Linked DNA regions of Homo sapiens: region 1 is linked to region 2. Evidence: read pairs that join two places in POLR2A ChIA-PET (ENCODE). Cell type or tissue: PC-3. All regions are shown on one strand. Each heading gives the region's core, and the rest is flanking DNA. Links, peaks and the distances in the headings are about the cores only. Region 1 has its middle 5.3 kb from the start of PLEKHG3. Region 2 overlaps SPTB (spectrin beta, erythrocytic).

Region 1 (2,925 bases), core at 233-2,732, 140 kb after region 2:
TCTGTCTCAAAAAAAAGAAAAACAACCTAAATGTTCATCAGCTGATGAATGAATAAACAAAATGTGGTGTATCTGTACAGTGGAATATTATTCAGCCATAAAAAGGAATGAAGTATTGATGCATAGATGAACACTGAAAACATTATAGTAAGTGAAAGAAGCCAGTCACAAAAGGTCAAATGCTGTATACTTCCGTTTATATGAACTCTCCAGAATAGGCAAATCCATACGGAGAGAAAGTAGATTCCTGGTTTCCTGGGGCTGGGGCTGGGATTGAGGAAAGTTAGAAGAAATAGGGAGAGACTGCTGACGGGTTCAGGGTTCTTTTTAGGAGTGATACAAATCTTGTAAAATATTCTGATGGTTGCACTACTCTGAATATACTAAAAAACTTTAAATGACCAATATAGTGAAACCCCGTCTCTACTAAAAATACAAAAAGTAGCCGGGTGTGGTGGAATGCACCTTTATTCCCAGCTACTCAGGAGGCTGAGGCAGGAGAATTGCTTGAACCCAGGAGGTGGAGGTTGCAGTGAGCCAAGATCGTGCCATTGCACTCCAGCCTGGGTGACAGAGCGAGACTCCCTCGTCTCCAAAAAAAAAAAAAAAAAAAAAAAAAAAAAAACCTTTAAATGGGAGGATCGTATGGTATGTGAAATATATCTCAATAAAACATTTTTTTTTTTTGAGAAGGAGTTTCGCTCTTGTCGCCCAGGCTGGAGTGCAATGGCACGATCTTGGCTCACTGCAACCTCCACTTCCCGGGTTCAAGCGATTCTTCCACCTCATCCTCCCAAGTAGCTGGGATTATAGGCACCGCCATCATGCCCGGCTAATTTTTGTATTTTTTCTAGAGGTGGGGTTTCACCATGTTGGCCAGGCAGGTCTTGAACTCCTGACCTCAGGTGATCCTCCCGCCTTGGTCTCCCAAAGTGCTGGGATTACAGGCGTGAGCCACAGCACCCGGCCGCATTTTTTTAATTTAATGTGAGCTACTACCCCCTGTTCCTGAGTATTGGGGGCTGCCTATAATCACAATCTATTACAATCTGCTGGAATCTTTGGTGGGCAGGACCCAGCTCTGTGTTTCACCAGAGCACACTGAATGAAGTTTGAGAAGCACTGTAACACAATGTCTCAGAAGACTCAGGGATTCAAAGCTTTAGGGCCCCAGACTCTCTGAAACTAGAAAAAAGGAGGGTTTGTAACAAACTTTGAAAGAACTGCGGCCTCTGGGGGAAGGGGATCCCCTTCCTGAAGTTCTGTATTAATAGCTTCTTTCCCCTAGTCTGGACTTCTTAGTGTCAGAAAAATCTGACATCAGAAAGGGGAAGAAGCTGTGGGGGAAGGGAAAAGAAGACTTCTCCCCTCCTTCCCTATACTGTTTACAGCCACTGCAGTGGGGAGCTCTTGAGGAAATGAGCTGTTTGTTTGCATTTGTGTCTACAATAGAAGCATTTGTCAATCTCTTGTGGTTTTTCAAGAACCTGGGAGCCCCATGTGAACGATTTCTGGAGATTGCTTATGTTCACCTTCGTTATCAGTAGATAAACTGGCAGTAGTCAGCATTTACAACACCTGAGACTAGGGAGTTGGCACGCAGACGCCTGCCTTTGATGATCTGGGGGTTAATTTTTACACAGGCGTGCTGTTTCTTCGCTGGCTTCGGGATGCTGGGCTGCTTTTCTATTTGCATCTCCACCTATAGGGAGATGAGGTATAAACATGGAACCATCATCTGTTTAATGCTAAAGCAAAAGATTTCCTGGGGTATGTGTAGACACTATTGGCTGAAATGGTGTTTTGATTGGTCTGTGGACTTCATAGATCAATGTTAATATCCCCAGAAGACTTTCCACCCCTACCTGAGATTTTCAGACCTGGATGTTCTGAAGAATCATGTGGAAAATGTCTGACTTGGGACCGATGTGGACCCAGGAATCTGTATTCATAATGGGCAGGTGATTCAGATGCAAAAGAGATAAATCCACAGTCCATACTTTGACAAACACTGGTGTGTATTCTGCGTGTCTATTCCCTTCTTGGTGCGTTCTCTTCCCCCACCGCCACCCGCAGATACAGAGGACTCAAAACCCTGCAATCCCTCCCAGTGCTCCAACTATAAAAGGGCATTGCTTTTAAGACCTCATGATGTTGAAATAAATCAAGCTATTATATTTAATCAGATGGAAGAGTTCCATCTTGATTCATGTGAAATGCTTCATCTTCAACACCTTGGTGACAAGCAGGGCAGGGCACATCTACCAAGTACTACACTTTAAGCCTCAGAAAACAAACTGAGAGCTTAATTAGCAGGTAATTGCCCAGTTACTTGCAGATGGAGGCACTTCTTCCTGACTGTAATTTTGGTTGTTGATGTTTTCCTCTTAGCCTTCTCTAGTTTGTTCAAAGAGGACAGGACAGCTGTGACCCCCAGATCTGCACAACCTTCTTTTGGTTTCTGTGCCAGGCCATACGGGAAACATGGGTTGGTTATAACCCGATTAGGGCAACTGGGACCTATTCCATCAGGTTTCCTAAGTCACCAGCAACTCCTCCTGGAAAAATGAGGAATTGGTCCAAGGGAGGATAAAGTAACTTTGTGCTTTCACTCGAACAGTGACTGAGCTCAAAGACCCCACATGGCCCCATCCTACTCTTGGCCTCCAGGCACTCCCATCAAAACCTCAATTGCCTTCATGAGTGGTACTTTGTGGAGGTCATCCTGGTTCACTATCTTTTCCACCTTCCTGCAACAAAGCTGCCATCTTCTCAGTCTTACAGGATTTCCAGGATCTCTTCTAATCCTGCGAGTCTTGGATTCTACCAGCTTAAGAAACCTCAAACTGGATCTTTCTGCTACAACAAGCTGTCTTTATCCTTGACCTCCAAGTTTATCTAGGGAGAAAAACCTGGCTTCATAAA
Region 2 (2,925 bases), core at 149-2,648:
ACATAGACAATAAAGATCATCATTCCCTTTTATCAGCACCCAACTCAGATGCCATCTCTTCCATGAAGGCTTCTTTAATTTCTGTAGCTTAAAGTATTCTCTCTGCCTCTGAAATTCTATGGCACTTATTTATGCCTCTCTCTTGACACTTGCATAGCTCTATCTTGTTGTATCATTATTTGTACCACGTGTTAGGCTACCTCAGGAAAGAATTCATAAAATTCCATTATAGAACCTTGCTCAAGAAAACTCTTGCATTACTTAAAAATAAATTATAATAATTCTACATTTTTCTCATCAGAGCAGTTTATGGCAATGGGACTGCCAGGTGCTTCATAATTATTTGCTTTTAATCTTTTCATTTATGTTTATTTATAATTTTAGTTTTAATATGTTGCTTTTAGGTCTATCAAAGCATAATTTACATACAGTAAAATTCACTATTTTTAGTGTAAATTTCTATAGGTTTTGACAAATATATATACTTGTATCACCATCATCAAAATCAGCCTCCAAAATTCCCTCATGCTCCTTTCTGTCAACTCGTTTCCCCAACCCTACAATCCTAACCCCTGGCAACCACTGATTTATTTCCTGTCCCTATAGTTTTGCCTTTTCTAGGACAGCGTATGCATTTAATCAGACAGTGAGCAGCCTGTTGAGTCCAGCTTCTTTTGCTTAGCAGAATGCATCTGTGATACATTCATGTTGTGCATATATCAATTCTTGCCTTTTTACCACTGAGTAGTAGTCCGTTTTGTAAGTGTACCACAATCGGTTTATCTATTGTTTCCAATTTTTAGTCAGAATAAATAAAGCCACTATAAATATTTGCATAGAGGCTTTTATTTTTTGACAGAGTTTCACTCGTGTCGCCCAGGCTGGAGTGCAATGGTGCGATCTCGGCTCACTGCAACCTCTGCCTCCCGGGTTCAAGCAATTCTCCGCCTCAGCCTCCCCAGTAGCTAGGATTACAGGCACCCGCCACTACCCCAGGCTAATTTTTGTATTTTTGGTAGAGATGGGGTTCCACCATTTTGGTCAGGCTGGTCTCAAACTTCTTACCTCAGGTGATCCACCTGCGTCGGCCTCCCAGGTGCTGAGATTACAGATGTGAGTCACCACACCCAGCCCTAAATGTTTGCATAGAGGCTTTTATGTGAACATGTTTTCATTTCTCTCAGGTAATACCTGTCAATGCAATTGCTGAGTCATATGGTAAATATGGTATGTTTAATTTTATAAGAAACTGCAGAATTGTTTTTTTTTTAAAGCCGTTCTGATAGGTATAGAGTGGTGTCTAATTGTGGTTTTAATTTACATTTTCCTAATGACGAATGAATTTGAGCACACTTTCATGTGCTTATTTGCTATTATATTTCTTTTTTTGGTAAAGCGTCTGTACAAATCTTTTGCTCATTTTAAATTGAGATTTTTCTTATTGATGAGTTTTGAGTTTTTTATATATTCTGAATACAACTACTTTATCAGATACATGTTTTGCAAACATTCCAGCTAGTCCGTGGCTTGTATTTTCATACATTTTTAATTTTGATGGTCAAATTGATCAAATCTTTCTTTTATGATACCTGATCTTTTATGGATTATACTTTTAGTGTTTAAAATATTTTGCTTAACCGAATGCCACAAAGATTTTCTTCTGATTTTTTTTCTGGAAATTTTATGGCTGTAGGTTTTATATTTAGATCAATAATCCATTTTGAATTAATTTCTGTATATGGTATGTGGTATGGGTCAAGGTTCACTTTTTTTGCATATGGATGTCCAGTTGTTCCAGCGGAATTTGTTAAAAAGACTATCCTTTCTCCATCAAGTTGTTTTTGTACCTCTGTTGGAAATAATTGGCCATATATGTCAATCTATCTCTGGACTCTATTCCGTTGATATATATGTCTATCTTCTTGCCATACTATTCTATCTTGATGACTGTAGCTTTGTGGTAAGTCTTGAAATCAGGTAATGTAAGTCCTCCAGTTTTGTTCTTCTTTCAAAATGGCTTTGTCTATTCTATTTTCTTTGCCTTTCCATAGAAATTTTAAAAATCAGCTTGTTGGCCACGCGCGGTGGCTCACACCTGTAATCCCAGCACTTTGGGAGGCCAAGGTGGGTGGATCACCAGAGGTGATCCAGAGGTCAGGAGTTTGAGACCTGCCTGGCCAACATGGTGAAACTCTGTCTCTACTAAAAATACAAAAATTAGCCGGGCGTGGTGACAGACACCTGTAATTCTGCTACTTGGGAGCCTGAGGCAGGAGAATCGCTTGAACCTGGGAGGCAGAGGTTGCAGTGAGCTGAGATCGCACCACTGCACTCCAGCCTGGGCAACAAGAGCAAAACTCTGTCTTAAAAAAGTAAAAATAAAATAAAATAAATCAGCTTGTTGATTTCTCAAAAAAAGTTCTCCTGGGATTTTGACTGGCATTGCTTTGAATTTATAGATCAGTTTAGAGAGAAGTGACATCTTAACAATATTGATTCTTCCAATCCCTAGGCATGGTATATTTCCCTATTTATTTAGATCTTTGGTTTCTTTCTTTAATGTTTTTAGATCTTGCCCATATTGTCTTATATTTATAGGTAAGGATGTAATAGGCTGTAGGGTGCTGTTGTTGAGTAAATAGTTGAATTCATGAATAGATAAAAGTGTCAACCTACTTGTGAGTACTTGTCTTGATTCCATAATTAAATACAAGATGCTAGAATAGGGTTGGAAAATTTATCAAATCTCTTGGTTATGAAGAGGCCAGCAATGAGACTAAGAGGTCTGAGCCTCCAAGAGACAGGAAATCTGGGCTTCATTCTGACACCCTCCCCACCACTTTCTTTAACCTTGGACAGCTTCTTCTCCCTGCCAAGGGTCTGCCTCTTAGCACAAGTTGTACATTGAGAAGTTTGCATCTTTCA

The links. Peaks named below come from ENCODE experiments on the same cell type or tissue, not always from the same donor. Only the 100,000 strongest peaks of a DNase experiment are listed, where the experiment ranks them.
Region 1: POLR2A ChIA-PET joins it to region 2 with 5 read pairs; 1 of 35 experiments calls an interaction of 5 or more read pairs at or near these places.

The regions. Positions count from the first base shown.
Region 1 is chr14:64,697,657-64,700,581 of GRCh38, reverse strand. No RefSeq gene overlaps it. Among named protein-coding and RNA genes, the nearest start is that of PLEKHG3, 5.3 kb to the left of the region's middle. In PC-3, for the core only: no CTCF peak of the experiment used is centred there; a DNase peak (open chromatin) is centred at 1,421.
Region 2 is chr14:64,837,060-64,839,984 of GRCh38, reverse strand. All of the region lies in intron 1 of SPTB (spectrin beta, erythrocytic), which reads left to right. Among named protein-coding and RNA genes, the nearest start is that of SPTB, 41 kb to the left of the region's middle. In PC-3, for the core only: no CTCF peak of the experiment used is centred there; a DNase peak (open chromatin) is centred at 1,134; H3K27ac peaks cover 882 bases.